Linked DNA regions of Mus musculus: all the other regions are linked to region 6. Evidence: chromatin loops called from intact Hi-C (ENCODE). Cell type or tissue: left cerebral cortex. All regions are shown on one strand. Links, peaks and the distances in the headings refer to the core of each region. The heading gives the core; the rest is flanking DNA.

Region 1 (5,319 bases), core at 235-5,234, 310 kb before region 6:
TTTGTTTGTCTTGGTTTAAAACAGTGGCTTTCAGCCTTCTTAATGCTGTGACCTTGAATACAGTACCTCAGGTTGTAGTGACCCAAGCACCAAGCATAAAATTACTTTTATTGTTACTTCATAACTGTAATTTTGCTACTGTTAGGAATTGCAATGTAAAGAGCTGATATGCAGGATAGCTGATATTCAACCCTGTGAAAGAGTCGTTAGACCCCCGAAGTTACGACCCACGAGTTGAGAACAGCTGGTTTAAAGGGTTTTTCTGAGGTAAGCCAAGTCTGTATAGACTCCAATAAAAACATCTTCAAGTGCAGAGTCACCTCATGGCCACCAGGATGCAGAAGAATCCAGGAAATAGGCGTCACCAGAGGGACAAAAGAAGGTGCCAGAGACAATAATACTGGCAAAATATCAAAAGTCAGGGAACTCAGTGCACATCAGAAAAGCAATAAATGAAATGAACAATAAATAACTATAATGAAACAATTAACAGTAGGTTGATTTCAAAAAAAATCAAACAGAAAAAAGCAGGGAACTGAACAAAGCACTAGGCAAAATGAATGAAAAAAGCCAATATCCTGCACTGACTGCAGAATTGATTAAGTAGAAGAATCCATGAGCTTGGGGGGAGGGGGGGGCGACGTTTGACAATATATGGTTGGAAGGAAAAAGAGAATGAAAAGGAATGAAAAGCTGTGCACAGAGCTTAGCAGATGCAGTGGTACACACCTGTAATCTCAGTTACAGGGAGTCGGTGAGGTTCACACAAGGCCTGGGATAGCCTGATCTACATAGTGAGTTCCACACCACACTGGGCTACATGGTAAGATCCATCCTCAGAAAGAGAGAGGCAGGGAAGGAAGCAGACAGAGTGGGAAGAGAGAGAGAGAGAGAGAGAGAGAGAGAGAGAGAGAGAGGCAGAGGCAGAGGCAGAGAAAATGAATGAGCATCCAAGGTGTGTCAGTGGATAGAGGTTCTTGCCACCACCAAGACTCGTGACCTGGGTTCAATCCCCAAATAGAAGGAGAGACGTGTCATCCACAGCCACAGCCTTCTGGCTTCCACACCAGCATGGTGGCACTTGTGTACCCACCTGACACAAGCACACACACACACACACACACACACAAGCTTACATAGAAGAAATCAATAAGGAAGGAACGAGAGAGGAAGGCAGAGAGGGAGAGACAGGAAGAAGAGATTGAAAAAGCAAATGTCTGAGTCATTCAAGTTGGAATTCAAATGGGAGAAAAGAGTCATGAAGGAGTAGAAAACTTACATGAAAATAAATAAATAAAACAGGGCTGCAGAGATGGCCCGGGAGTCGAGAGCACTGACTGCTCTTCCAGAGGTTCTGAGCTCAATTCCCAGCAACCACATGATGGCTCGCAATCACCTGTAATTGAATCTGATGCTTTCTTCTGTCGTGCAGGCATACATGCAAGTAGAGCATGTGTATACATAAAAATAAATATATAAATAAATCTTTGTAATAATAACAACAACAACAATAATAATAATAAAGCAGAAAAATCAAATTAAAGTCAAAGGTCTCCAGTTAGGTTCAGTACAAATAAGATTATTGTTAGGACATTACAATTAAGTTGCCAAAGTTCAAAGACACAGAAGGATCTTGGAAGCAGCAAGAGAAACAGAGCAAATCACAGGTAAGGGCGTTCCAGTGTTCACACACACACACACACACACACACACACACACACACACACACACCTGGCAGACATCTCGGCAGGAGCCTCACAAATGGCGGGAAAGTGGGATGGTGTATTCAGAGGACTGCGGAGGAAAGCTGTTGAGCAAGAATTCTGCATCCAGCAAAGATGTCCTCCAGGGTGACAGAGTGAAGGAGAGGTGGGCGTGCTCCTAAAAAAAACCAAAAGGTGAGCTTATCCGTCTCCACTGAAATGCTCAAGGGAGCTCTGCAGTCTGAAGGAACCGGGCACTGGTGGGTAACTAAAACCAAATGATTACTCTAATAATGTAGGGGGAGAGTAGGGGGTGGAATGGGGTAATGTCAGTTGCACCTTCAGGGTGAGAAGAAAAGGCGAATGGCTGAAAATAATAAGCAAATGATTTGTCAGGTGGTGAGAAATATAAAAGCTGTGAAGGCGGCGTCCCCAACCCGGAGGGTAGTAACAAGCAGAGTTACAGCTCTGAGGGTTTTTATTTTCCAGTTACAGCTCTGAGGGTTTTTATTTTCCTTCGTTTGTCGAGGCTAAGCCGGAAGATGTTTCTCGTAAGCCTCATGATAACCACCAAGTAGAAATCTATATCTGAAGGGGGAAAAAAAAGCAAGGAATCAAAATACATCGCCGGGGAAATCTGAGGGCGGAGAAAGGAAACATTGTAACACATTGAAAACAATTAACAAAATAGCGGAGGCAAATCCCCACCGAACAAACGGCTGTAGTCCTCTCAATTCCCTAGAATAGACTAAATAGATTTAAGACACATAGATACTTACAGAAGTCCCACCATGTGCTGTCTGCAGAAATCCACTTACAGGTGTGAGGGCAGTGCCTGGAGATACCAGAAGAGGGCATCAGATCCTCTGCAGTTGGAGTTACAGGAGGTTGTAAGCTGCCTGGCATGGGCCTGGGAGGCAAGCTTGCATTCTCTGAAAGAGCATCCTGTACTCTTAACCCTGAGGCAGCATCTCTCCAGCGCCAAGATGAGATGTAGCAATAAGAACACACATGAAGGCAAGGTGAAGGGATGGGGGAAATATACCAGGCAAGTGAAAACCAAAAGAAAGATAGAATAATCACAAATAGATAAAACCAACTTCAAGTCAAAAGACTGTAATAGAGAGAGAGGTGGGTTGAGGAGAAAGCAGAAGAAGTTGGGGGAGGGAGAGGATCACTATATAAAGATAAACCCACTCAGCAAAAGACACAGCAATTATAAATCTATATGCACCCAACACCAGAGACCAATATATAAAGTAAATGTGGAGGTATAAGAAAGGAGAGATCGGTTATAATGTGATAGCACTTTGCCTTGAGGGATCATCCAAACAGAAAATCAATAACAAGACATCATAGCAGACACATAACAGCTTCCGTCAGATAAGGGACTACACGTCCTCTCAACTGCACATGGGACAGCTCCAGGAGAGCCCATTCACCAGGTCAACATATTCAGGAAGACTGAAACCGCATCAAGAACTTTCCCAACCGCCGTGGTATAAAAATATAAATCAGTAACAGGGGGAACATTGGGAAATTTACAAATGTGTGAAAATTAAATCAATGAATGGACAACAAATTTAAAAAGAGAAATTGAACATTTCTTAGGACAAATAAACAAAATGGAGACAACAATACTTTAGAATCTTAGAGATCCGGCAAAGGTAAGAGAAAAGTTTACAAGAACAAGTACCTACATAAGAAGAAATACAGTTGGACGTGTCAAATCTAAGGCCAGCCTGGGCTACATAAGAAGTCCTAAGCCAACCTGAACTTATGAGATTTGTCTCAAAAGATCCATTGAAATTGCTTAGTAGGTAAGGCATTTGCCACCTAGGCTGATAACCTGAGTTCTATGTCTAAAACTTCTACAAGTTGTCATCTCTCCTCACACACACACACACACATATACACACACAGACACATGCATACACACACACAAAAAAACATACACACAAACACACTATGGCAAATGGATGTGCACACATACATATACCTACCTATGTGTGCACTCAGTAATTATTTAATTTTAAAAATGGAGGAAAAATCACATAAGGAACCTGAAATCAATCACAGCTTAGTATTAGAGCTAAGAGGAAAGCAAATAATGAAGATCAAAGATGAAATCGAAACTAGTAAACCACAGAAGCGATCAGCAAGCACTGGGATGTGGCTCAGGTAGCACGGTGCTTGTCAAACATGCACCAAGCCACAGCTTAGAGCTCAGAGCTGCATCAAACTGGGACTGTGCCTGCCTGTCATCCCAGCATGGGGGAGGTATAAGCAGGAGAGTCCTAAGTTCAGGACAGCCTGGGCTACATGAGACCCTAACTTGAAAAAAGTTGATTTATTAATTAATTTTAAAAACATGAATGAAGTTAATAGCTGCATTTTTAAAGGAAAAAAATCAACACATCAAAGAAGACCCAAGTAAAGAAAGAAGGGGTAAGATTGTAAGAAAGAGAGAGGTGGAGGAGGAGAAACAGACACAGGCAGAATGTCTGTGCTCTCTTACATGGTTTTAATTTGTTTGACTTTATGTGTATTGGTGCTATGTCTACATGGATATCTGTGCACCACGTCACGCACCATCCACAGAGGCCAGAAGAGGATCAGACCCCATGGGACTGGAGTTACAGGTGGATGTGAGCCACCATGCGGTTGCTGGGAATTGCACTCGGGTCCTCTGGAAGAGCAGCCAGTGCTCTTAACTGCTGAGCCATCTCACCAGCCCCAATCTGCTCTCCTTTTATTGGTAATTTGTAACTTCTCTGGCACCTCACTCTAGCACTGGGCTGAAATCAACTGATGGACACTGCTAGGTCCATGGGGTGGCCTCTCAGCATGCACACTGGGATAGAACATTTATCTTTCAAGTAGTTGAGTCTGGAGCTGTCATAAGTAATGACTCTGCACAGGAGCTGGCCCACTGATCTTGCATATCCTCCCTGCCCCGTATTACACTATTTCTTTTCCTTTATCATTTGCCACTGAAAGTTCTAGCAACAATCATCAAACACTCTGAACTTCAGATGCTCCTCTGACCTACCTTGATCACATGTCTTGTTTGAAAAAAAATGCACACTAGAATGTTCTATGGAATAAGCAGGAGATACAAATTGAGTTCCATTCTCAACAAAGACTCATCATAGCCAAGCAGTGCTGCCATATGCCTTTAATCCCAGCACTCGGGAGGCAGAGGCAGGTGGATTTCTGAGTTCAAGGCCAGCCTGGTCTACAGAGTGAGTTCCAGGACAGCCAGGGCTACACAGAGAAACCCTGTCTAGAAAAAACAAACAAACAAACAAACAAAGACTCATCATGAGTGATAAGCCACTCCCATCAGCGTGTCAGATTTTTGTTGATCTTAAAGTATGGGACACATTCAGCTGAAATTAAAAAATCAATCAATCAATCAAATAAAAGCACCCAGCATCTATTTGGCAACAATAACCAACACTGGTAGTGACTATTTGCAAGTCACTCAGCAATACAACCATATGTACAAGAATTGTTATTTATAGAATTCTTTACTGGTCAAAATATCATATAATTATGGGCAGAGTGTGGGGCTGACACCCCTGGCATCTGTGGTCTAGTCATTTCTTTTGAG
Region 2 (5,319 bases), core at 209-5,208, 140 kb before region 6:
CAGAGGTGTCCCTTCTGAGACAATGCTGGCATGCCTTCATTCCCTCTTCCCCCTCTGTCCACCAAACAGAGGTGGCAGACTGTCAGCAGGCCTCTGAGCAGCTCCACTGACTACCCTGGTATGTCCTGGTATAGGACAAGGAGCACTCTATTGTCTCCAAGCAATTAGCTATTCTTGGCCTGTTTGTTAGACCAGTTAGCCTATCCAGACCAATACAAATGGCAGGGCTACCAACTTTGGAAGTGCCTCCTGATGCTAGGATCTCTCTCTCTCTCTCTCTCTCTCTCTCTCTCTCTCTCTGTGTGTGTGTGTGTGTGTGTGTGTGTGTGTGTGTGTGTGTGTGAGCACGTGCATGCGTGCCTGCCTGCTTGCCTGCCTGTCTGTATCTGTGTGCATGTGTACTTGGGTATACCTACATGGCTACATATATGTGTGCATGTATGTAAGGCCAGAGGCTAACCTCTCAACCACTCCCCACCTTAGTTTCTGAGTCTCTCCCTGAACTGAACCAATTGGCTGGGGCAGCAAGCCCCCAAGAGCCTCCTTTCTACCTCCCCAGAGCTGAGGTTCCAGGGGCACAGCTTTTTCATGTGGGTTCTGATGCTTGTGTGCCCTGCAGATAAACGCTTCACACTTCCTATGTCAGGCCATCCTCATAGTATCTCCACAGGGGCCTGAGGTCACAAGTTCAAGTCCAGGCTGCAAGAGTGAATTCAAGGCCAGCCTGGGAAACAGCAAAATCCTATTCCAAAATCTGAAAGAGACAGACAGACAGACAGACAGACAGACAGACAGACACTGTCCATGCTCAGTGTTAGCCTTTTCAACCATACTGGGGGAAAAAAAAGAAGTTAGGTTTTTGACTGAAGTCACTCAGTAAACTATATATTCTGATTATAATCAAATGTAGAGTCACCTACAGGCTTTTGGCATATTATCTGACATCTTCCTCCAGACTAATGTCAACAGAAAGGACAACTCAATGTTCTGGTCACACCTTCACCTCTACGGTACAAGTGTCTGAACCACATTAAACAGCTTCATTGTCATTGCCTTTCCGTCTCTTTTCTCTGAGAGCTTCCTGGGTCCTCTTCAGGGCAGAAGGCTCTTCTTATATGCCCAGCGGGGTCACCTACAGAGGTCCAGATGAGTGTGCATTTTGCTGAACTAGAATTGCGATTTCACAAGCTCGGTGGTATCCTCACAGGGACCCTCAAATGGCCAAATGTAAAAGGAACTGGGTCCATGAGACGCTCACCAAAGTTCAGCTCCCGCCGCCCCACCCCCCACCCGCTTGGCCATGTCACTTCTGGGCAGCTGGAGATTCCCAGCAAGGCAGGGGTGGGAGCAGAGAAACATTCACCCGTGGCCAGTGTGAGGATGCCAGTGTTTTCCTGCTCAAACCACGCAATCTGGTTCTCATTTCTTCAGGGAAGCGGGTGGAGCGTGACTGAAGGGTGGAAGAAAAAGAATTCCTCAGGCAGAGTGAATAAAGATCAGAAAACATCAAAGTCGATAGAATATGTGGGGTATCGTGGCCAAAGCCCCTGGTGTAAGCCAGAAGAAACTCAGAAACAGCCTTGCTTTCTTCTAAAACCTCATGCATGTCCTTCATACAAACCCCACAGATGAAGGGGAGCCAGGGATCAGCTGCAGTCGGCTCTGCCAGGCGGCTTCCCTGCAGTTTAGGAGGCTCTGAGATGTAGTGATGTACTTGGCTGTCTATCTGATCTAAGAGTGAAGGGGGTACAGATAATTCTGTCTTGATTTCTGGTGCTTCTTCAGAAAGTACCTGATGACTGTCCATCTGAACGAGCAGAAGTGATCAGAGTGTATCACAACAGCCGGGTCCAAACGATCACATGGGAAGAAGGGCACACACATGAGATCACACCCACAGCACATGCAGCTCCCATCTACAACATACAGATAAGCGGAGAGTCCGTAAAGCCACCCTTCCTTAGCCAGCAAGGAAGGTGAGGGGATATCCTTGTTTTATCTGGAAACAGAGGCCCCCACCCCCACCCCACCCCCGCATGCGCGCGCGCGCACGTGCACACACACACACACACACACACACACACACACACACACACACGCACACCTTTAGCTGAGAAAGCACAAATGAAAACAACTGCCCACAAGGGGGCATCCAAACACTATCAGACTCAAGGTCTCAGCACCAAGATTACTACTATTTGGCCTCAGAGAGACAAGGAGATGCTGAGGGAAATTTTGGAGAACCTGAAATGGGGTCTCTTATGGAGACTCAGCAGAGGAGGATGTGCACAGGGCTGAGATGGAAACTAAGGCTAAGCCACTGAAGTGAGCATGCTGACGAAACATCTATCACCTAGTCCTATCCCCATCTCTTGCTCTATAATAAATAATTCTTCATTTAGTCTCCCCATCGCCTTTTAAATCTTTTTGTGAGATTTATCATTTTATGTGCAGGGGTGTTTAGCCTGTGTGTGTACCACATCCGTACCTGGTGCCCTCGGAGGTCAGAAGACGGTGTCAGGTCCCCTGAAACTGGAGTTGTGAGCCTTGTGGGTGCTGGGAATAAAACCTGGGTCCTCTGCAAGAACAAGTGCTCTTAACTGCCTATCCAGTTCTCCGCCCCTCCTCTCATTTTTATGGGGGGGTCAGAATCACTATCATTTTCTGCCTTATAGATGCAAAGAAAAATGATGTCTCAGTTAAAGTAACTTGTCTAAGGCTAGTCAGTGGCAACGTCAGAATTCTAACTCAGGACCAACCAGGGGAGGTGACACATGGCTATACATTCCAGTACTCAGCAGAAGAAGGCAGGAAGGATCAGGAGTTTAAGGTCAGTATTGGTTATCAGTTGGGGTCATTCTGGGCTGAGACCTCCGAAGAGAGAAGTCAAACTCAAGACCATGTCGTTGACAGCTCAAGCTGGACACCATTCATTCTGCTCCCTGGGCCTTAGACTTCCTGACATCCTATGGTTCCATCCAGAATGCTGGGCAGTGAACCCCATTCCCCCCCCCCCACCTTCTCCTTGGGTAATTGTCAAGGACCTGGGAGTTGATTTTCTGGGTGTGAATAACATGTAGCCCTGAAGCTGACCCCTCACAGTTTGTAAACCACTGCTGTTGAGCTAGCTCTGATGGTCGTTAGAAAGCAATAAAGCAATTCCTAGCGAGGGGCATAACGCTCTTCTACCCCACTTTGACCTAGTCAGCTCATTCCTGGGAATTTATCCCAAGGAAACAATTCTAATGGAAGCCAAGCGTTGATCTGCATAAATGCGTGCATGGAAGTCTTTCTTTAAAGGTCAAAAGCTGGCAACCAAAACAGGGAAGCAGTTTCAAAAACTGGAGTGTCTACACAATGGGCAATCAAGTCTGGGAAAACACAGCTGTGGAAGAGCCAGGCCTGAGCAGAGCACTTCATCTATACATCAAGTCCCTGAGCCCTCCCACCCAGCCAGCTATTCAACCAGCCATGCTTGTGGGGGAAGGAGGCTCCCTGCTCATGTCCAAGATAATCCCAGTGCTCTGAGGAAATGGAAGGGAAACTGGAAAGCAACAGTGATAACAACCCAAATAGTTCTTGACGTTTGGGGTTCCAAGGACCCCTGGGTTTCGAAGTAAGGCATGGAGTTTTCCAGGGTAGTTTTGATTACTGATTATCAATGGTTGTCGAATTCCACACTGCTGGTTGCTAAGCCATCTAGCTGCTCATGTAAGTTTTAATTAAGATAATTGGCAGAAGGCTGGAGAGATAATTCAGCAGTTAAGAGCACTGACTGCTCTTACGAAGGTCCTGAGTTCAAATCCCAGCAACCACATGGTGGCTCACAACCATCCGTAATGAGATCCGACGCCCTCTGCTGGTGTGTCTGAAGACAGCTACAGTGTACTTACATATAATAATAAATAAATCTTTGGGCCAGAGCGAGAAGAGGTTCTGAATTCAATTCCCAGCAACCACATGATAGCTCACAACCATCTACAGCTACGCTGTACTCAATATACATAAAATAAATAAATCTTTTTTTGTTTTAAAAAGATAATAGATAGGGTTTCCTTTTTGATATTTTAATGTGTGTGTGTGTGTGTGTGTGTGTGTGTGTGACATGCATGTGATTGCAGAGGTATGCATGCCCTAATGCCAAAGTGAAAAATCAAGGACAACTTCTGAAGTTCCTGTCCCCACTGTGGGTTCCAGGGAGCAAACTTGGGTTTCAGCCTACCCATTTACTTGCTGATCCATCTTGCCAGCCCAGGAGAGCACCAGAAACAGATCATGAACTTAGATATTCAGTTATTACTCCACCTCCTTACTGAAAAGTGGTAAGGAAAAAAATAATAAAAGGCTTCAACTCATGAAACGTTATCCGGCCAAGAAGCGCTTACTTTCCATGGGACAAGGCAGTGCTCCTGAACCATGCCTGATCTTGTCCTCCACGACATGGACAATATGTATTAGAGAGAGAGAGAGAGAGAGAGAGAGAGAGAGAGAGAGAGGGAGAGAGAGAGAGAGAGAGAAGAAAAGGTATAAGGGAGAGTGGAGCGGGTATGGCAGGCCTTTCCCAATCTTAGTTGCCTGCTGCTGGGTAACTGAGCACCCCAAAGGTTAATGTCCTAAAGAAGAACTTCAATGATCTCAGCTCCTGCAGGGATGGAAACAGGTGTGGTATCTGCAAGCTGCAGTCACGGTGTCCCCGGGGCTCTGCCAGGGAACGATCCACCTCCAAGATCTCACACATGGCTGTTGGCACGATCCAGCTCCTCGTGGGATGTTGGATTGAAGGCCTCTGTCTTCTCAGCACCTCAGGTCTTTGGCACGCCAGTCTCTACGTGGGACGGCCCCTCACATGGCAGGCCCACAGCAAATAAAGGCGAAGGCTGTAGGGAATGAGTAAGAAGAAAGCTGAGAGCCCCGATTATCCAGGGTCTAATCTCATAAAGGACGTCTCTCGTTCCTGCCATGTTTTATTCATTAGAAAGCAAGTCACTAGGTCCAGCCCACACTCAAGGGAGCTCGCAGGAGGATGTGTGGTATGCCTACCACATACTCGAACATTTATAGCATCGTCTCAATAACAAAAACAATATTTGCTGAAGTTGCTTGTCTAATATGGAAATGTTCTAGCTCTGTCCTGTAGGCCTGTACCAACTTCTCACAAGCGCGGGCCCCCGCCTGCGCCACAGAGAGCATGATATGCCCGCAGCTCTCTTCACGCACACAAAGCCCCTGCCGAGCCTGCGCGATCTAGGGGCTCTTTTTCCGGATGAGGGGTTGGGGGATTGAAGGAGGAGCCCTGTGACATTCTAGAAGCCAAGTGTC
Region 3 (5,319 bases), core at 184-5,183, 1.3 Mb before region 6:
GATATCTCAGTAGTTAGGACACGTAGCACTTTTGCAGAGGACCTGAGTTTGTTTCCTAGTACGCACGTCAGGTGGCTCATAACCATCTTGGTTATGTGGTTTGAACAGGAATGGCCCCACAGACTCATGTGTGTGAATGCTTGGCCCACAGGGAGTGGAACTATTAGGGAGTTTGTGGCCCTGTTGAAAGAACTATGTTACTATGGAGGAACACAGAAAGGGACACACACACACACACACACACACACACACAAATACCTTCCATCCATATATACACAATTAAAAATAATAAAAATTAATCTTAAAAAAACTAAAATATTTAACCAAGCATATAAACAAAGCTCAAAACTAAACAAAGACTTTATCATGGAAAACTTTGTTATACTTTACAGTGCATATGTGCACAGGTAATTCACAGAGTGAAACTTCTGTTTCAAATCAAACCTGCCCCAGCATCTCTCCCCTCCCATGAGTCACTGTTACAACCCATGGCAACTCTGTTACCTTGGAGACAACACCCTAGATCAGTGGTTCTCAACCTTTAGTGCAGTTCCTTATGTTGCTGTGACCCCCAACCATAAAATTATTTTGTTGCTACTTTATAACTGCAATTTTGCTACTCTTAAGAATTGTAATGTTTTGGAGTTCAAATCCCAGCAACCACATGGTGGCTCACAACCATCTGTAACAAGATCTGACTCCCTCTTCTGGAGTGTCTGAGGACAGCTACAGTGTACTTATAATAAATAAATAAATAAATCTTTAAAAAAAAAAAAAGGGCTGGTGAGATGGCTCAGTGGGTAAGAGCACCCGACTGCTCTTCCGAAGGTCAGGAGTTCAAATCCCAGCAACCACATGGTGGCTCACAACCATCTGTAACAAGATCTGACTCCCTCTTCTGGAGTGTCTGAGGACAGCTACAGTGTACTTATAATAAATAAATAAATAAATCTTTAAAAAAAAAAAAAAAGAATTGTAATGTTTTAAATATCTGATATCCAGGATATCTGATATGCAACCCCTGTGAAAGGGTCTTTTGATTCCCAAAGGGGCAGAGACCCACAGGTGGAGAACCACTGCCCTAGATCCTCACTTCCTACTCCATATCCAATGGGCTAAGTACACCCTGGGTTCCCCTTGCACAGTGCTCTGGACTGGCTGTTTTTTTGGCTTTCACGGGTTACAGAAGAGTTTCCCAGTCTCCTCCTGTGTTTCTCTGCTCCCAGCCCTGCTTTCCGGTGTCTGACTCTTCCATAGCAACCAAAGTCTCACCTTGTTCTGTGGAGTCAGTCTTTGTCTTTTCCTTTAAAATTTATTTATTTATCTAATGTGTATCAGTGTTCCATCTGCATGCTTGTGAATGTGTGTGAGTGCACTGGCTCCCCTGGAACTGGAGCCACAGACAGCCATGAGTTGCCATGTGGACTCTGGGAACCGAAGCCTGATCCTCCAGAAGAGCAGCTAGTGCTTCCAACTGCAGAGCCATCTCTCTCTCCAGCCCTTCTGTCTTTCCTTGATGTGGTCAATCAGCTCTGGGCTCTGCTTATCTCCATCTTCCGCCCCTACGTCCTGGGTATCAGAGCATTATTGCGACATCCTCACCCTGGGATGGAGCAGATATTTGGTTCTTTCTCAAAGTCTTGAGGTTTTGCCTTAAAGTTACCTTTTCGCTGAGGCCCTTCCTTCCTTCCTTCTCTGTCTGTCTGTCTGTCTATCTATCTATCTATCTATCTATCTATCTATCTATCTATCTATCTATCTATCTATTTACTTATCTATCTACCTATCTACCTAAGAATGAGACTGTGTCCACTATATAGACCAGGATGGCTTAGAACTTAGAGAGTTCCACCTGCTTCTGCATCCCGAGTCCAGGCATCAAAGTTGTGTGACACCATGCATGGTCTGATCATCCAGTTTTAATTGCGTTTCAAACCAACCTCTCCCCCTGTCAATCCACATTCCCTTCTCTGTCTTCCCCATCCTTCTCTCTCTCCTTACAAACACAATTTCCTTATTTATTTAGGCTTCTGGGTAATGTGCTTACCCTGTTCCATCTCCCCTGCTCCGCCCCCACCCTCCCGTCCTGTCCCCCCCCCCCCCCCCCGCCCTCCGGCTCCGTCCCGTTTCTGGAATCTACCACCGTGTTACTGATGTTCAGGTAGGCTTAAATCTCTCTCTGTTTGCTTGTGAGCCTAGCTCCTAACTGCTGAGCCATCTCCCCAGCCTCTGGCCACCACCTTTTTATGTAGCGGAGGAGGACAGTGCTGGATAGTTTTATGTCAACTCGATAGAAGCTAAAGTCATCTGAGAAGAGGGAACTTCAAAATGCCTCCATAAGATCGGGCTACAGGTAAGCTTGTAGGGCATTTTTAAAATTAGTGCTTGATGAGGAAGGGCCCAGGCCACTGTGGCTTCCATTCCTAGGCTGGTGGTTCTAGGTTCTTCTTATTTTTGATTATTTTTATTTTATTATTTTATGTGTACAGGTATTTTGTTTTTATGTATGTCTGAGCAGCACATGCATGCAGTACCGCCAGCGACCACAAGAGGGCACCAGATCCCCGGGGATTACAGATGGTTGTAAACCATCATCTAGGTACTGGGGATGGAACCCAGGCTCTAAATCAGAGAGCCAGTGCTTCAGCCTTTGTTGTTGTTGTTGCTGTTGTTTTTTCGAGACAGGATTTCTCTCTGTAATCCTGGCTGTCTGGAGCTCAGAGATCTACCGGCCTTTGCTTCCCAAGTGCTGGAATTAAAGGAGTGAGGCACCATTGCCCAGTGGTCCTGGGTTCTATAACAAAGCAGACTGAAGCCGGGCGGTGGTGGCGCATGCCTTTAATCCCAGTATTTGGGAGGCAAAGGCAGGCGGATTTCTGAGTTCGAGGCCGTTCCAGGACAGCCAGGGCTACACAGGGAAACCCTGTCTTAATCCCCCCCAAAACCCCAAAAAACCCAAAAAACCAACCAAACAAACAAACAAAAAAAGCAGGCCGAGTAAACCAGTAAGCAGCACCCTTCCATGGCTTCTGCGTTGGCTCCTGCCTCCGGTTCCTGCCCAGTTTGAGTTCCTGGCCTTTGATAATGAACGTGGAAGCATAACGTCAAATAAATTTTTTTTCTCCCTAGGCTGCCTTGGTGCTGGCGTTTCATGGCAGCAACAGAAACCCTAAGACAATGGCTTTGAGCTGGGCGGTGGTGGCGCACGCCTTTAATCCCAGCACTTGGGAGGCAGAGGCAGGCGGATTTCTGAGTTCGAGGCCAGCCTGGTCTACAAAGTGAGTTCCAGGACAGCCTTGGTTACACAGAGAAACCCTGTCTAAAAAACAAAACAAAACAAAACAAAACAAAACGACAATGGCTTTGAACTTAAAAAAGTCTTTACTTGTATTTATGCGGATGTGTTTGTGCCTGAGTTTACCTGTGCCGTGTGTGTGTGTGTGTGTGTGTGTGTGTGTGTGTGTGTGTAGCCGCCTGCAGAGGCCGGAACATGCCAGCTCCCCTGGATCTGCCATCACAGGTGATTGTGAATCCTTTGAATTGGGTGCTAGGAACCCACCTGAGGTTCCCTGAAAGAGCTAAGCACTTATCTGGGGAGCCATCCCCCCAGTCTTGACCTTAAGCTTCTGGTCTCTACTTTCTGAGTCCTGGGGTTACAGGCAGGCCTGCACCCAGTTTATGTAGTTAAAAAAATTATTTATTAATTTATTTTATGTATATAAGTACACCATCACTGTCTTCAGACACACCAGAAGAGGGCGCCAGATCCCATTACAGATGGTTGTGAGCCACCATGTGGCTGTTGGGAATTGAACTCAGGACCTCTGGAAGAGCAGTTAGTGCTCTTAACCACTGAGCCATCTCTCCCACCCCCAGTTTATGTAGCCTTAATGACTGAACCCAGGCTGATCCTTGGGCCCAGTGCATGGTAGGCAAGCGCTCTAGCAACTCTGCTATAGTAAACTCCAAATGTTTCCACACCATTTGGTATGGCTTGTAGTAAGGTCTTGAGAAATGCCAAACACGTGTGACATAAAGAACACTGTTTAGGTGAATACCCCAGTATCTGTGTGTAAGCAGCAATCCCAGGCCTCTTAGATTTTATTCACTTCTTATTTCTAGTTGTCTCAGATTTCTTCCCAGGTATGTCCCTGGTCTCCAAGGCTCTCTAGTCAGCCGATGACATCATCCCCTCCCCCAACCCTGTGACTCAGACGTGGCAATGTGTCCTGTCATCCCATATCCTGTCTCACATGATCTGTTCTTCACCTAAGGACTGTGGTCACACGTCCTGGGCCTGAAACTCAAGGAGTCACACTTGATTCTCAAGTGGTCTTCTCTAGTGACTTAGATGTGGTATCTCCTGAATTACCTTTTGTTCTGAGGGAAAACCGACTCCAAGTTCAGTTTGGAGGCGTCCCCCCCCCATGTCTTTTCCTTTCTGTATCCCCTGGAGCTCCAGCTATAACCTGTTTAGATCAACCCAAGAAGAATTTAGAATTTCAGGGTCTAAGCAGTCATAGAACAGGCGCACTTCCAGCGGCGGCCACACGATGGCAGCACAGACCGGGTTTAGAGACGAGACCTGCTGCCTGAGTCTAGCCTTCAGCTGATAATTACTGGGGCTCCAGAGATGTGTGGCACAGTCCTCTCTTTAAGGCTGGGGGACTTTGGGGCTGGCCCAGGGGCGTCAAGCATGGGGTTGTGTGTCTGTAGACCGACCAGGAAAAGGCCTACCATGGAGTTCGATCCCGCCGACGAACATGGTGAAAAAGAACACGTACACACACGTGCACACGCACGCACTCATACACACACGCGCGTGCACACACGCACATACTATAATGAAAATGTAGGACAATTTCTTGTGGAGTGACCTGGGATAAGCTCTTTGTGCCTCTGGGGCAGCTTCCCACCCATGCAGGGAGTGGGTCGCTCCTTTGGATGATGGTTGTTTGACATTGCTGGAGTGACAAATGGCCCTGCAGCTGCCAGCATCTCGCAGCTGTTACTTCTGAGGCCCTGACGGCTCCAGCATTGATAACCTCCTACCTGAAGTTGGGAGGCAGTTATGCCACAGGGCCAGCAGGGGGTGCTGTGTTCTCTGGATCTGGCATTGGGTTCCCCAGTGGGGTTGGTTGTCTTAGTCTGAGTGGATCCTGGGAGGTTCGACTGGGATGCAGTGGGTAGTGTCTGTGGGTGTTGGCACAGTTTGCAACTGATGGTCAGAGTTCTGGGTGGCGATTGTGGGTTTACCTGTAATCATTCATTCATTTAGTGTTTAAGCACCTGTCAGTTGTCAGGCATTGCATTGGGAAC
Region 4 (5,306 bases), core at 1-5,000, 58 kb before region 6:
TCTTCTGAATTGTATGTCCCACTTCACCCCAGGGTGATGAGTGAAAGGCCCAGCCCCTGGCTCCTCACACCTCTCACCTGAGACTGGGTGTGTGGATCAGGCTCTGGATCAGGAACAGAAAGGAACCGTCCCAACACACACACACACACACACACACACACACACACACACACTGCCTCCCGCTCGAATACACATACCATCCTTATCACACAAACGTGCACAAGCACACCATCCTTATCACCCCCACAGACACTTGCACACACGTATGCACATGCGCATGTACACACACACCATCCTTATCACCCCCCACAGACACATGCACACACGTATGCACATGTGCATGTACACACACACACACACACACACACACACACACACGCACGCACACCTTATCATCGCAGTCATCTAACTCTAGATGACAAATGTAACTGAATCAGGTCATTTAACTTACCTCAGGAGCCAGGCTTACCACTGAGGCCAAGGCCCCTCTTCCCAAAGAAGTACTTAGGAGGTTTGAGATGAAGAGGTGGGGTAGGTTTCCCTCGACCAGTGGCAACTGGTGCTGGGATTAAATGCCAGCATTCTTGGCTGTTTCTAAGCTCTGCCACGTACCTCCCTTCTCCTCAACTCACAGGGGGCATTGACGGGCCTTCCAGGCCAGCCAGAATGGGAACTAAGTTGCAGGGAGGAGGGTGTTTGGGAAATGTGGCCGAGGGAAGGTAGGTGTACCTTACCAGAGGTCTGCAGGCTTTCCTGGATGGCTTCGATTTCCGACAGCTCCGTGCACACGCCTTGCCCGTGCATCAATGTACGCAGGGGCTTCTCCACCCCCCGGGGAGGGTAGCAGCGCATGCCTGAGCCACAGCGTGGGGTGTACACCCCGCAGGGCATCCCCAAGCCCAGGGCGCAAGTGGCGCAACAACCGCAGCCTGGCTCCCGCACCAACTCCTCGCAACCCACGGGGGGGCGGCAGCGCGCCAGCTTCTCCTCGGAGCAAGGGGGGCAGTGGATGGCTTCGTCGCCCAGGCTCGGCCGAGGCCCTGCGGCCAGCAGCAGGGCGGCCACGAGGCCGAAGGGCAGCATGGCGAGGACGAGGGTGGGGCGCAGGAGGGGAGCGCGGGCTCGCGAGCGGGCTGCAAGGGACCCGGAGGCAGCGCCCAGAGAGCTTAGAGAACCAGACCCGGAGGGCGCAGGGACACGGGGCGACCCCGGCAGGCAGAGACGGAGCCGGGGAAGTTAGCAAGCACGCTGGAGCAGAGCGAGCCTGGCCACCGAGGCGCTGCGCTGCATCCTCGGCCGGCCCAGCAGGCGGCGGGGGGCAGGGGGCTGAGCGGCTGCCCGGGACCGGCTCCCGGGACTTTATACCGGCCCCCTGGCCACACCCCCAGCGCCGTCCCCGAGGTGGGAGAGCAGGGGAGGGCGAGGGGGAACTGGAGCAATGGAGCGGGAGAAGAGGCCGTTAGGGGGGAGGGGGCGCTGGCCTGAGTCGCCGCCACCGCTACAACATCTGAAAGTCCTTTGCCCCGCCGAAGAAAGCGACGCAGTTTGGAAGCGGTGGCCTGCGCGCGGAGAGCCTCTGAGCTGGACCCTGAAGAGGAAGCAGGGCGAGGGGAAACGAAGGGGATGTTGCTTTGCCCCCCTCCCTCGACCTCGAAGGAGTCCTTCCCAGACACCTAGGAGATCCTCCTGCTGCCACAGAAAACCTGACCTCATAGCGGATTCAAGATTCTCTTGTTCAGTTCCCATCCCTGGCCAGAGTCCTCCGGTCACCCCCACCCACCCCCCGGGTATGTCCAGTCAACCTCTAGAGACCGCGCTAAAGTGGGACAAGGCGACTAAGCACTCTGTAAAGGGTCCAGGAGAGTTCTGGCCTCAAGGTGCTAATAGGCAGTCTTCTCACTTGCCCCTGAACCCCTGTCGCTTGACCCCCGCCCCTGGTTCCATTTGGGCCTTGCTGCACTCTGCTTCCAGAACTCCAGAACAAAGTGCCAAGCCTCTTCCTCCTTCCTAGATGTTGTTCCCTCTACCGCCCTGCTTAGATTCTGGAAGGAGACTGCCATTGGCTTTGTACAAGATGTGAGTCGAACAACTCCAGGGGGCTCCACTTCATGTACTCATTGTGTGTTTGCATAGTTACTGCAACAGTTTCCCAGTAGATGGCAGTCAAAGATTTCCAGAAAGAGAAGCGGCCTTTTAATTTTCCCGACGCCACTTTGCCCCTGGGTGATAAAGGGATTATTGATAAATATATCCCTTCCCCTCGCAGCAATTCTGTTGGAAACGGGAATTGATCTAGAGTCGCGTTTGGAGGAGAGACCCACCTCCTACCACCTTCTTTTTCATTTCTCCCTACGCCTCCTCATCCTCCCCAACCAAGGAGTTCGCTTCTTGTGTCTGTCCAGGCACAGTCGGAGGACCGAAGGATTTTGCGGGTGGATGGGGTCCGGAAGGGTTGGGCTAAACATCCAAGGAGCAACCAACCTAAAGATTTCCTAGACCTCTTCCGGTTCTTTGTCCCAGAGTCGGGGTCTTTCAGCCTCGGAGGAATTAGGCCACCTCCCACTTTCTGCACCGCAGACTGTTGGCGCGGTTGGAGGGAGAAAGGCACCAAGACCCGGACCTGGAAGACTGATCAAAAAGTTGCGAACTGACGGCACCTACTGGCAACCTCTAAGACTGCAGGAGGGTTGAAGTGATAGGATTCCTTCCCTCAGTCCCATCGCAAGGATAAAGTTGGGTCTCTCCTGTCTCATCTGCCATAGAGAAAAGTGAACAGAACGGGTTCTTGAAGCTCCTGGGGGAAGACAGCGGGTTTTTTGTTTTTGCTTCTGTTTTGTTTTGTTTTTGATTCGGAAGCCAGTCCCTGCCCCCATCCTCGTCCTTAAACCCAGTCAGCCTTATACTTAATGCACCAAGTTGAAGTTGGTGTCTAGCTAAAAGGAAGCCTATGCCACTTCTTGGAGCTCCTGTGGGAACAAGAAGGACCAATAAGGACAGTTCTGAGGCCCAGCACTCAACTTGCCGGCCAGACAGCAAACCCAAGATGAATAGACGCGCGTGCTGATGAAAGTGGGTGTTCTGTAAAGGTCTCTAGATGAGACAGAGGCCCCCATCCTGCAACCCCAACACCTCCTCTGCCCCCAAACCTTCCTCTGGTGTCTCCCCACCCCCACCCCATTCCCGGGAAGTCAGGGCTCAAGCATGACTCTCCACATAAGGTACATTCACTAAGCACTTATTATCCCAGGACTTTTGCCTCAAGAAGAGAGAAGACAAGTGTGTAATGAAAATAAGTTTTCTAAGACATGGGCAGGCGCTCTAGGAGATATTTATATGGGACACATGGGGACCCAGAGGCACTCGAAGCCAGTTCTACCTCTGGGGCATGAGAAATATTCACTGCTGATGTGACCTGAAGCCAAGTTTCCTGTGCTCAAGAATAAAATTAAACTGGTATCAGCATGGTCAGACTAGATGATTATCCAGCCTGTCACTTCGCCCTCATTAGGGATGCTGAAGCTCAGGACCTTCAGGACCTGTCAAGCAAAAGGGACTTTATAAGCATCTCTGAGAAGTGCCTAGAAGGAGATAGGCACCAAGCATTTTGTCCTTCCTAGGCCTCCCCTGCTAGGAACTCATCCCAGATTATAGGAGCTCTTCTGATGGTGCGACCTGTGTCTCCTCCACCAAACTGGAGCCTCTCTTGGTTTAGTGTGCCTCTCAGCAGTAAAAGCTGCTCAAGGAGATAGGAGGAACAGTAGTCAGAGCCAGGGCTCTGAGTGTTAAGTTGTAGCAGAGCCCTTTACAATTATAGATCTGTTACTTAACATCTTTATAAAATGGATTTATTGGTATTTATTTATTTTGAGACGGGAGGTCTCATTATGTAACCTTTGCTGGCCTAGAAGTCACTATGTGGGCCAGGCTAGCCTTGAACTCTTGAAGATCCAGTTACCTCTGGTTCTTGAGTGCTAGCATAGAAGACAGGCTACCAAGTCATAGTGGTTTTCTTAAAGATTGATTTTATATGCGCACACCATTGCAGTCTTCAAACACACCAGAAGAGGGCATCAGATCCCTTTACAGAGGGTTGTGAGCCACTGTGTGGTTGCTGGGAAATGAACTCATGACCTTTGGAAGAGCAGTCAGTGCTCTTAACCGCTGAGCCATCTCTCCAGCCTGCCCTAGTATTTTTTGATTATGTGTGTGTGTGTCTGTTAAGTGGATGTGTACATGAGTGCAGGAACCCACAGAGGCAGAGAGGCCAGAGGCATCAGATCTCTTGGAGCTGGGGTTATAGGCACTGTAAGCCACCTGAGATCTGCTGGGACCTGAACTGGAGTTCTCTGGAAGCTGAGCCATCTGTCTTCAGGTCCCCATTTAACATATAAATAAGTAATTTTCATCATTGAAGAAATGAAGGAAGGGAGGTAAAAAGGAAGTGGGAAGGGGCAAAATTCATGGGCTCAACCATGGAGAATGGTTAGAAGAAAACAAGAGGGGATAATGACAGGGGTTCTGAGAACTGGAGATATATATAGCTTACTTGTAGAGTACTTACCTAGCACGCATGAGGTCCTAGGTTCAAATCTCTGTAGCCCCTGAAGGTCATTTTACCCAGGCATGGTTGCCCAGGCCTATACTCCCAGTACTTAGGAGAGGCCAGCCTGGGCCATACAGTGACTCTGTCTCAAACAATCAAGAAGAAAGGGAGGAGTCTGAAATCCACGGGCAGAGTTACTGGTACAGGCTGGTCCCTCCACCTGGCTTCGCCTCCTGTGGGCTGGACGCTCCTGTAATGTGCCTCTGGGAAGCAGAATCCTATTTCCCTGCTCTTGCCTGGGCGGGAGCATGGACGGTTTTATCAGTCCCTGCTTCCTGGGACCTGGGAAGACACTCTACCTGATGCACAGATGAGGAAACTCTCCCCCCCCCCCCCATCCATCCAGCCCCTTCCTGCCCATCCTCTCCCTGACTTGATGATCAGCCAGTCTCATTAGCTGCCTTCCTGGGACAATTCCAGGCTTCTGCTGACCTCAGAGAACAGATTGCGGGTAGGGGTCGGGGCTCTCAAAGCCAATAAAGACAGAGTTGTGACTGGGCATGGTGGTGCATATATTTCATTCCAGCACAGGCAGAGGCAGGAGGGGAGCTCTGTGAGTTGGAGACCAGCCTGGTCTATATAGTGAGTTCCAGGATATAGTGAGACCTTCTCATAAATAAATAAATACATAAATAAATAAATAAATAAATAAATAAATAAACAAAATTCTGTTCTCAGGGAACACCCAATCTGATAAGCTTGC
Region 5 (5,319 bases), core at 92-5,091, 330 kb before region 6:
GGGCCAGCAAACAAAGGCTCCTGCCAGCAAGCTTGACAAGCTAGGTTCGATTCCCAGGAGCCATATGGTGGGAAGAGAAAACTGGCTGTCACACACACACACACACACACACACACACACACACACACACACTTGATAAATAAGCAAACTTATTTACCAGAGAAAAATACATTTTTATTCAGAGAAAAATACAAGAACAATCAAGTAATAATTAATTTGGTTAAAATAGCTATAAGAGAGTTGGAAAGATGGTTCAGTGGTTAAGAGCACTGATTGCTCTTTCAGAGGTCCTGAGTTCAATTCCCAGCAACCATTTGGTGGCTCACAACCATCTGTAAATGGGATCCGATGCCCTCTTCTGGTGTGTCTGAAGACAGCTACAGTGTACTCACGTAAATAAAATAAATAACTAAATCTTTTAAAAAGACAGCTGTAAGAACAATAAAAATGAAAATTACGTGAGTGAGGAGAAACTGAGTTGTCCTGTGAGACTTTGACTCAAAAGGGGCATTGAGATGCTCAGAAGGTAAGGGCTCTCGCCACCAAGCCTGGCCAAGCCTGATAACCTGAGTCCATGCCCATAACTCCCACATGTTGTTCTCTTACACACACACACACACACACACACACACGAAATTGCAATGCATCAATTATATAATTAATTTTAATTTTAAAAAAACAACTTCCAATAAGAAAACTTGTTGGAGGCTGGAGAGATGGCTCAGAGGTTAAGAGCACTGACTGTTCTTCCAGAGGTCCTGAGTTCAGTTCCCAGCAACCACATGGTGGCTCACAAATATCTGTAATGAATTCTGTTACCTTCTTCTGGTGTATCTGAAGACAGTGAAAGTGTACTCATATACATAAAATAAATAATTCTAAAGAAACAAACAAACCTTGTTGGGGTATACATTGTATGAGGGTGTGTCTCCGTATTTTTCAATCGTTGATTCTGTACAGGCAGAGACCTAAATGCTGGCAGGATATTGATATTGTCATTTCTATGGCCTACCAGCAGCCTTATATTTGTAAATACTTGTCCATCCGTACCTGCTCAGACACTTGACGGTCGGTCAGACAACCCTCTATGCTTAGAGTCAATCTAGAATTGTATCAGGGACTGTCTTACTGCTGATGGGTTGTAATAAAGAGCTGACAGCCAATATCTAGGCAGGAAGTAGGGGGCAGAACTTGAGAGAGAGAGAGAGAGAGAGAGAGAGAGAGAGAGAGAGAGAGAGAGATTCTAGGAGAAGAAAGCAAAAGTAGGAGCAGGAGATTCAAGAGCAGACATGGAGGGACAGATGGACCAGAGCAGAGAAAGATATAGAGTGAGCCACATGGCAGGTTCTGGGCAAAATGATTGGATTACGTTAGATGAGCTAGCTGGGAGACTGCCCAGCAAAAGGCCTAAGCTTTAAACTCTAACAGACACCTCTGTGTCGTTATTTATACACTGGAGGGTCCAAGCAAGTCCCGCTGTAGAACCTGAAATCACACCTTAAGATTTTAGTAAAGGAAGAACAAAGTTCAAAGTTAGCAGAAGAAATAACAAAGTTCAAAGACGAAACAGAGACTAGGAAACTACAGAAGCGACCAGCAAGCACTGGGATGTGACTCAGGTAGCACGGTGCTTGTCCAACATGCACAAAGCCACAGCTTAGAGCTCAGTGCTGCATCAAACTGGGACTGCGCCTGCCTGTCATCCCAGCATGGGGGAGGGGGAGTGAAAGCAGAAAAATCAGAAATTCAGGGACAGCCTGGGCTACATTAGAAGTTCAAGGGCAGCTTGGGCTACACGAAACCCTGTCTCAAGAAAGTTAATTGCTCAATTAATTAATTTTTTAAAACATGAATGAAATTAATAGTTGTATTTTTAAAGGTTAAAGTTTATCAAAACAAAAAACAAAAAACAAAAACAAACAAACAAACAAAACCTTTAGCTAAATTTAAAAAAATTAAAGAAGACTCAAGAAAAAAGAAAAAAGGAAGAATACAGATTATAAGAAAGCAAAGAAGTGAAGAAGAAAGAGTCACAAAGTGGAAAGTATGCTCTCTTACATTTTAAATTTTATTTTTATTTCATATGTAGTGGTGTTTGGTCTACATATATGTCCGTGCACCACATGCATGCACTACCCACAGAGGCCAGAAGATGGCATCTGTTGCAGAATTTTAGCAGAGCCATCTGTAGCTGGGTGAATTCCTGAGTAATGGCACCTCAGCTTTGAAGTAGCCCTATGTAGATAGTCAGTGACTGTTAACTGAGGTTTACAGCATTGCTCTTCCCAAGGCGAAACAGAGCCTTTGCATAACTTAGCTCCAAGTGGCACACAGGAAGTTCTGTGACTGAGAACTGCAAAGGGACCGGTTTCTTCAGACAACTCTTAGATCAGGTAAGGAAGGTATGCAGACATTGACTTGCTAAAAGTGTCTTTTGTAACAATCGAGGCTCTTCAGAGCGGATTCGAAGTTCAGTCTTTGCAAATCACACACACACACACACACACACACACACACACACACACCACTGCTGCTGAGAAGCCTAAATTCATCCTGTGGTGTCTCTCTTCAGACTCCCCACTTAGTGAGTGCCAGGTTTGATGAGAGGCTCTGTCTCAAAAAACAAGGTGGAGAGTGATAAAGGAAGATCCTCTGGCTCCACACATCCACATGCATGTGTGGGTAACCACAAACATATATATCCATATACCATACACACTGACATACACACACAAGAGAATGTCTTAGGGATGATGGAGACATGCCGGGAAAGAAGATAGACTTGTATCAACAAAATACATAACAGGAAAACAAAATTTAAAGAAAACACTTACACCTCAGTGAAAAATATTAGAAATGTAGCCCCAAACCAAGGAAACTACGTAGCTAGCAAAAAAACAGACTTGGGTTGCAAGGTTACAATGTCTTGTCCTGTTTTAGTTCTTTGGATAACCTCATAAGATCCAGCTGGACCACTCCCAGGCACAAGTGCAAATGAATATTGTTCACTTCGCATCTCTGGCTTGCCCCTCCACTACATGGTCTAGCAAATTCCATTTCCTATCTCTCCCTCCAACACCACCTAGAGAGAAAGCCTCCAAGCAGAAAAGGCACCCAAAAAGCCCAGTCCCACATTCCTGACATTCGTTTTTGTTTTTGTTTTGTTTTTTGAGACAGGGTTTCTCTGTATAGCCCTGGCTGTCCTGGAACTCACTTTGTAGACCAGGCTGGCCTTGAACTCAGAAATCTGCCTGCCTCTGCCTCCCAAGTGCTGGGATTAAAGGCCACCACCATCCGGCCATTCCTGACATTCTTGACAGGTGTCCCAAACCCCCTCACCCAAAGGCACAAGCCACCCCACCTCCACCCCCAGTGTTGTGTTTTATAAAAAAGAGTCAAGATATGTTAGGTAGAAACACAGTATGTTGAGGTAGACAGAGGGTGGGGGAGGCTGCCTCTGCTGGCCCACGATGAGGCATCCCTTCCCCCTGAGGAACCAGCCATATGATGGATGTAGTATGTAATAGAGTTTATTTAGGGCAGGGAAAGGAGAGTTGAGGAGGGAGTAGAGACAGAGAAAGGCAGAGGGGAGAGGGGAGGGGAGAGAGAGGAGGGGACATGAGGAGAGGCCAGCCAGGAACCCATGGCCGGGAGGGGTAAGAGAGGGAGATGGGGCAGGAAGGGAAGGAGCAGAGAATAAGAAAATATGAAAGTGGGGAGGGGCCAAACAGCCCCTTTTATAGTAAGTCAAGCATTGCCATGAATGGCTTGTGCTATCTTAGAGATCATTTGAAACAGGTCTTAGGGTGCCCTTGGAGACCCTCTCCATCACTCACTACCAAATCTCACAGTCAGGCTTGGATTCCTTTTCCTGCTGTCAGAGGCTCTTTCAGCTCAAACATCTGGACAGGAGAGGCATAGTCTTATTGTGTTTGGCTATTATGCCTCTCCAAGATCTTCTAGAAAATGTGACAGACATTTTGCAGTCCCTGGACTTAAAGGGTTGTAGGATGAATGACTCAATTCTCTATCCCTATGCCTGCCCTCAGCCACTGCTACTGAAAGGAAATAAAACTTGAGACCTGTGATTCATGTAATGTATGTCAAATAGCCCAAAGAGTTGTTTGTGAGCTTTGAAACCTGGGGCTGAGAACATAGCAGAACAGACCAGGACATGCCCCGGCAGGCCCATCGCCTCCCTATCTCCCACCCCTCTGACCTAAGTTAAATGTTACAGGCTGCTGATGTTTAAATAGACCAATCATGTGAAACCGCGCCAATTCTTCCCCCAGCCCCACTCCTTTTCTATAAAAACCCCTAGCTTCCAAGCCTTGTGGTCGAATCCACTGTATCCTGTGTGAGATACGTTTCGACCCGGAGCTCCGCCATTAAAATACCTCCTGTTGTTACATCAAGGTGTTGTGTTCTATTCGTGATTCTTGGGTGCACGCCGAATCGGGAGCTGAGTGGGGGTTTCCCCACTAGGTTCTTTCACTACCGGCTCACAAAGGTCAGCTTCTACAACAATAATTTCTCCATGCCCATCAACCTCTTGAAGCACACAGCCAACTTGAACAGATTGAATGTGGAACAGTACCCTGCCCCTCTGGGGTGCTATGATGACTTGGGTGTCCCCTCCACAGAGCTGTTTGCCCAACTTTGTGCTGGGCTCATGGATACACTTAGGGTCATAAGACAACCCAAGAGCATCTCCTTTGCAATAGAGATCTGTCATACATGTGGTGAGCGTTGTTTATGACCTAGGGTCCAAACTTTGTCCTTGCTGGCAATAAATAATAACGGGTTTCAGGGATAGCCACAAAACCATATGAACAATAATATTAGTCAGATACCCATTTTTTTAACCCACACCCCTAGATTGATTTATTAGTGTTGCAGACCAGACTCTGGAGCTAATGTTGGACCTTGAACCTTTCACATGTGTGGGAAGCCACATGTGCCGTTGCAGGGTGGCTCTGGCTACCGCTGGCCACCACGCATACATAGGCAGTAAAGTTTTTTTGCCAAGATGAGGTTTTGAGAACTAACCAAAATTAACCAATCAGATGAAAGAGAAGTTAACCAATCAGATGAGAGAGAAGTTAACCAATCAGATGTAGGCATGCAAATGAGGTGGTAAGCATAACCCAAGCACAACCAATCCAGGTGTGAGACACGCCTCTCCTAGGCCTATATAAGCAGCACCAGTTCTGAGCTTGGGGTCTCTTCACCTCGGCAATCAAGCTCTCCCAATAAACGTGTGCAGAAAGATCCTGTTACAGCGTCGTTCTTGCTGGAGAGTCAGACGCACACAAGACA
Region 6 (5,319 bases), core at 53-5,052:
ACGGGTGTGGTGATGCATACTTAATGTCCTGCACTTGGGAGGCTGAGGCAGGAGGATCATTTACTTCAAGGGCAGCCTGGCCTATACGGTAAGGTCCTGGCCAGCTTGAACTACACAGCGAGACTCTGTCTCGGAACAAAGTAAGAATCTTAGAGTTTAGCTGGCTCAGGTGACAGACCAAGAGATCTTAGCCCAAGTGACCTACATGGCTCATCCAAGGTCCAATAGTGGCAGAACCAAAAGCCCCCCCCCCCCAAAGCCATATTTGTTGTCCCCTAAAAGCCGAAGTTATCTCCCTCTGGCCCACAAGACCCTTCAAAAATGGGGTCAGTTGGTTGTGGTGGACCTAGTCTTCAGTTTGAGGAGTCTGCCAGGAGATAGGGTTCCCATGATTGATCTCTCTGGCTCCCTCAATTAAAAAAAAAAATGTAGCTCTAGTTAGCCTCCGTCCATCGCCAGATGGAGACATGGCTATGGGATGGGCATGGGGGGTAAGGGATGGAAAGAGAAGGCAGGAAGGACCCAACAAGGGGTGTGGCCCTGGATCTATTTCCAGGGTGGAGCCGGACCACAGGTCACCCTGTCCCTTTAAGAGAAGGGGGAGAGCTAGCCCCTCTCAGCCATACTTGTCCTATCATCCATCCCGGCCAAAGCCAAAAAGGAAAATGAAAGAGGGACCCAGAGGGACAGGTCCCAGCTGTCTCTCAAGGTCCTCCGCTCAGCTCTAAGGCCCAGGTCCCGGGGTAAGTGGGGTTGGGGACATCTAGAGGCCACTAAGGGTCTACAGGGACGGGACGTGGTGTATTCTGTGTGTCTGGGGAGGCTTACAAGAGATGCTTGATAATTGCTATCAGAGAGGAGTCGAGGGGGCTGTGCCCGGTCTCCTTGGCTGAGGTTGGTGAGGAAGGGAAGATTGAGGGCGGGCGAGAGATCCTAAGTTGGAAAAACAGGCTTCTGTGTCAGCTTCCAACCCCAAAAGGCGTTCCCTGCTGCGAGGTGAGAGAGAAAGGAGACAGTGGGGGCTCACCCGGCCTGGCCCTCCCCTTGCTCCCAGGGGTCTCAAACAGAAGGAACGTAGAATTCTAGACTCCAGTAGCCGCTCTTGCTCCTGGCACAAAAAGCCAGGCCAGCAAGGTTGGCCCTGAAGAAGAACCTAGAATCTGGGGAACCTTAGGGTCTCCCTAGCCAAGCAGGCCCAGGCCAGGTGTGCGGGGAAATCCCTCCTCAGCACCCCTCTATGCCCATATGAAGGAATCCCATAGCTGAGGATGGACTATCCTCACACTCTGACATTAACTCATTAAACCCCAGAAAATATTCTTTCCCTGGCGCCCTCCGAGATTGTTGAGGGACGGGGGTGGGGGTGGGGGTGGGGGGTGGCGGGGGACAGGGGGTATTCAGCCCGCCCCAGCCTGTGACTACCCCCTTTCCTCGTCCCCAGCGTCATGGGGGAGTGGGCGTTCCTAGGCTCCCTGCTGGACGCGGTGCAGCTACAGTCGCCGCTCGTGGGTCGTCTCTGGCTGGTGATCATGCTGATCTTCCGCATCCTGGTGCTGGCCACGGTGGGAGGTGCGGTGTTCGAGGACGAGCAGGAGGAGTTCGTGTGTAACACGTTGCAGCCCGGCTGTCGCCAGACCTGCTACGATCGCGCCTTCCCGGTGTCCCACTACCGCTTCTGGCTCTTCCACATCCTGCTGCTGTCGGCGCCGCCGGTGCTGTTCGTCATCTACTCCATGCACCAGGCCAGCAAGGAGGCGGGTGGTGCGCAGCTGGCCCCGCCGTGCGCGCGCGGGCGTGCCGAGGCGCCGTGCTCCCCGTGCGCCCTGCGCGCTCGCCGCGCGCGCCGCTGCTACCTGCTGAGCGTGGCTCTGCGCCTGCTCGCCGAGCTGGCTTTCCTGGGCGGCCAGGCGCTGCTCTACGGCTTCCGCGTGGACCCGCACTACGCGTGCGCCGGGCCACCTTGTCCGCACACGGTCGACTGTTTCGTGAGCCGGCCCACCGAGAAGACCGTCTTCGTGGTCTTCTACTTCGCCGTCGGGCTGCTGTCGGCGCTGCTCAGCGTGGCGGAGCTGGGTCACCTGCTCTGGAAGGGTCGCCAGCGCGCCAAGCTGCTCCCGCCGCCGCCGCCGTCGCCCTCTTTGCCATCGCAGCGCGGGGACCCCGACCCTTTCGGCCCGCCAGCCTACGCGCACCGCTCACCGGCAGGCGACAGCGAGGGCGAAGGCGGCAGCGGCCACAGCAAAGCGTCGCTGGCTACCGTGCGCCAGGACCTGGCCATCTAGCGGCGAGATCGGAGGCTGGATATCAGCACCCGGGTCCTTGGAGGCAGAAGGCTTTGCTTCTGAAAGACTGCGTAGGACCCTGCCTGAGCAGAAGATGAGCAGAGGGGACCGCCAGGGTTCGGGTGGGGGAGGTGTCGCACTTCCTAGTGCTGGTTACGGCAGCCGTGTTAAATCAGGGAGGCTCCTCGGTGCTGTGATCCCTGCGGAAAGGGAGGACGCCAAGGGCTCCCCTGAGAGGCGGCAAACCGGCCGTGGGTGACCTGATTGTTGCACCGGGGACAAAAATCAACAGTGATGGCAACATTCCCAGGTTCCCTGCTAATTCAGAGAAGAGTGGTTTTCCGTGAGCGCTCTGCACACACTCTCTCTGGACACACTCAGATGGGTTGGCTGCTCAAGCATAGTAAACCTCTATGAGCTGTGTGTATTTGCATGTGTATGCTTGTGAGGGTCCGCACATGCGTGTGTCCACACGTATACATCTCCCAAGTGACAGGCGATAGAGACCTGGGTTCATGCCTGCGTGCACAGAAATGTACATGTATGTCCTTGAAGGCTCTGTGTGGATGCATGTACGCATGCGTCCTGTGTTAGCTCTGTATACACACCTATACACACGTACATTCTGTGTGTGCATCCGCCACCACTGTCAGTCACTAACCCAGCCACCTATGAGGCAACTCTGTCCCCAACAGGAACTGACAGCAAACAGTCCTGTTCAGTCAGATGTGTTCTGGGCCCAGTGGCCAGGCAGGGTAGCCCAGTGGCTAGGCAGGGTAGCTAAGCTCCACCTTGGAGGCTGACTGGGACTGGGGTGGGGCTCGACTTGAAACAGTGCTGTGCTTTCGGCTTACTTCATCTCTGGTCCCACCTGCCATTGTTCCCTGTAATCTATAAATGTGACTGACTCCTACCAATCGTCAAGGAAAGCTGCCCTTCAAAGAGAGGTGTTTCTGGGTCCCCATTCCCTTGCAACTAGCCTAGACTTTTTGTTTTTGTTTTTCGAGACAGGGTTTCTCTGTGTAGCCCTGGCTGTCCTGGAACTCACTTTGTAGACCAGGTTGGCCTCGAACTCAGAAATCCACCTGCCTCTGCCTCCCGAGTGCTGGGATCAAAGGTGTGCGCCACCGACTTTTTTTTTTTCCAAAGAGATGCCACATGGCTCTGTCACCCTTTTCGTTCTGTCCTCTCACCTGTGTTCCTCCTTTGTCACCTGTGTGGCCATCCTGAATACCCTCACTAGGACCAAGTGATTAAGCCCTGACAGAGCAGGCCTGGCTGCCTTCCCCTGCACCCCTGGCTCTGTCAGATCCACTGCCCAGGCCCTGCCGTTAGCCACCATACCCCAAACAGCTCGTTCTCCCCCACACCAGCCTTCCTCTGGCCTTTGTATGCCCTGGGAGCTTTCTACATAGCCTTATTGGCCATAGGGGAATTCCCTGTTCTTGGGGTACAACCAGCCTTTTCCCCAGGCTTGCTGCACACTAGGCTCCCCTTAGTTGGGCCTCCACCCCTACCTTGCCATCCGTCAAACCAGCCTGAAGTTTCTGTCCCCGGCAAGCATGCCCACTTGGTATGCCAGTTTTAGACATGCTGTTGGGTGCAGTCTTACTTTCTGAAGGCCTGCCCCCCCCCCATTGCCTGCCTTTGTCTTTTGGTCTCATTTGAAGAAAATGTGCCTCAAGGCATGGCTTTCTCTGCCCTGAGCTACAGTCAGGCACCCTGTGTTCCAGCCTCGTACCATCTGGGCATGACATATAGTGTTTTGGGCTCCATCACTCCATCACCATGCTGAAGCCCACGCCCGCACTCCCAGTGGACGAGTCTGGTTCTCGGATGTCGGGTCGAAAGCCTGGAACCCTCCACTCAAGCATACTCGTGGATGTCCAGCTGCCTTCCAAAGACAGTCACTCAACAATAGCGGTTCAAGATCACTCACATTCAATACAGTTGCACATGAGACACAATGTAATATTTAGGTTTGATTTTGATTTCTGAGATAGGATTTTTGGGGTTTTGTGTTTTGTTTTGTTTTGTTTTTGTTTTGTTTGAGATAGATACATAGCCCTGGCTGGCTAGGAACTCAATTTGAGGCTGACCTCAAATTCAGTGACTTCAGAGACTGTCCCTGGCTCCCACTGCCAGGATTAAAAGCACACATCCATACTTACAATGTAATTTCCAATTTTCATTCAACCACATTAAAAAAGCAAACGGACACAGGCAAGATTAATGTAAGTAGTGTTGTTTTCTTTAACCTACCTTATCCAAAACAGTCCCGCTTGAGCGCATCGTCCGTCAGTGTCTGCAAGGATCAAGGAGATATTTCCCATTCTTTTTCTCACACCAACCTAGAGTGTACTGTACACATAAGGTACATGCCAGTTCAAACCAGCCCAGTCTGCAGACACGGGTGTGGCTGGCTGGCACATGCAGCCCAGATCCAGATGTTGGGCACCTACATCTACAGGCTGGCACTTCTGTCCTCATAGAGTTTGCATTTTGGTGGGAAAGACATCAGAAAAGATAAGGGGAGAGCGATGTTCCTGAGGAGGTGACACTTAAGGGACCAGTCATGAAGCCGTTTCCAAGAAAAGCATTCAGGTATTCAGGTAGCCAGTGCCAAACCTCGAGGTGGAGGTGTGCCAAAGCCAACAGAGAGACTAGTGTGGCTGGAGTTGATCGAACATGGATGGATGTGGTAAGGAGTGGCCAGCAACTTAGAAACAGTCCATCAGATCTTTTTTTTTTTTTTTTTTTTTTGGTTTTTCGAGACAGGGTTTCTCTGTGCAGCCCTGGCTGTCCTGGAACTCACTCTGTAGACCAGGCTGGCCTCAAACTCAGAAATCCGCCTGCCTCTGCCTCCCAAGTGTGGTCCACTCCCTTACTGGCGCACCTCCACCTGGTGGGACCACCTCTGCCAGCTGTTGTCCAAGCATCTGCAGCTTGTTTTCTGTAAGACACCAGTCACCTACACCTCTCTCATCAGCATCTCCTGTGTCTGGTGTTCTCCGCCCCTGCAGCAGCTGCCCAGGAT

The links. Hi-C counts contacts between places; a loop is a spot of excess contacts. Peaks named below come from ENCODE experiments on the same cell type or tissue, not always from the same donor. Only the 100,000 strongest peaks of a DNase experiment are listed, where the experiment ranks them.
Region 1: a loop joins it to region 6, with 2.0 times the contacts of the local background. A loop is called at or near these places in 5 of 42 quality-filtered maps.
Region 2: a loop joins it to region 6, with 5 times the contacts of the local background. A loop is called at or near these places in 13 of 42 quality-filtered maps.
Region 3: it touches region 6 in a loop (4-fold over the local background); 2 of 42 quality-filtered maps call a loop at or near these places.
Region 4: it touches region 6 in a loop (3-fold over the local background); 16 of 42 quality-filtered maps call a loop at or near these places.
Region 5: it touches region 6 in a loop (2.5-fold over the local background); 5 of 42 quality-filtered maps call a loop at or near these places.

Annotation. Positions count from the first base shown.
Region 1 is chr11:99,290,260-99,295,578 of GRCm38, reverse strand. The region is part of intron 3 of Gm32385 (a long non-coding RNA gene); the gene reads right to left. Among named protein-coding and RNA genes, the nearest start is that of Krt24, 7.7 kb to the right of the region's middle. In left cerebral cortex, for the core only: CTCF peaks have their summits at 325 and 2,543 (motif pointing right); DNase peaks (open chromatin) are centred at 344 and 2,554.
Region 2 is chr11:99,120,956-99,126,274 of GRCm38, reverse strand. No RefSeq gene overlaps it. Among named protein-coding and RNA genes, the nearest start is that of Ccr7, 31 kb to the left of the region's middle. In left cerebral cortex, for the core only: CTCF peaks have their summits at 2,173 (motif pointing right) and 3,858 (motif pointing left); DNase peaks (open chromatin) are centred at 1,627, 2,144, 3,403, 4,853 and 1 more place; H3K27ac peaks cover 2,456 bases.
Region 3 is chr11:100,297,743-100,303,061 of GRCm38, reverse strand. Gm14206 (a long non-coding RNA gene) reads left to right here and starts at 2,136. Exons shown (of 5, transcript XR_880211.2): 1 at 2,136-2,353. In left cerebral cortex, for the core only: CTCF peaks have their summits at 2,542 (motif pointing right), 3,760 (motif pointing right), 4,547 (motif pointing right), 5,086 (motif pointing right) and 1 weaker place; DNase peaks (open chromatin) are centred at 2,564 and 4,563; H3K4me3 peaks cover 265 bases.
Region 4 is chr11:99,037,274-99,042,579 of GRCm38, reverse strand. Igfbp4 (insulin-like growth factor binding protein 4) reads right to left here and starts at 1,336. Exons shown (of 4, transcript NM_010517.4): 1 at 735-1,336. The coding sequence starts at 1,083. In left cerebral cortex, for the core only: CTCF peaks have their summits at 1,301, 2,101, 2,661 (motif pointing left) and 4,074 (motif pointing right); DNase peaks (open chromatin) are centred at 920, 1,376, 2,125, 2,636 and 1 more place; H3K4me3 peaks cover 2,233 bases; H3K27ac peaks cover 1,983 bases.
Region 5 is chr11:99,304,622-99,309,940 of GRCm38, reverse strand. It overlaps Gm32385 (a long non-coding RNA gene), which reads right to left. Exons shown (of 4, transcript XR_389025.3): 4 at 4,449-5,319. Among named protein-coding and RNA genes, the nearest start is that of Gm32502, 15 kb to the left of the region's middle. In left cerebral cortex, for the core only: CTCF peaks have their summits at 346 (motif pointing left) and 2,131 (motif pointing right); a DNase peak (open chromatin) is centred at 2,153.
Region 6 is chr11:98,979,143-98,984,461 of GRCm38, reverse strand. Gjd3 (gap junction protein, delta 3) reads left to right here and starts at 1,442. Exons shown (of 1, transcript NM_178596.3): 1 at 1,442-4,515. The coding sequence starts at 1,446. The coding sequence ends at 2,282. In left cerebral cortex, for the core only: a CTCF peak has its summit at 2,293; DNase peaks (open chromatin) are centred at 1,771, 2,369 and 2,820; H3K4me3 peaks cover 2,272 bases; H3K27ac peaks cover 1,738 bases.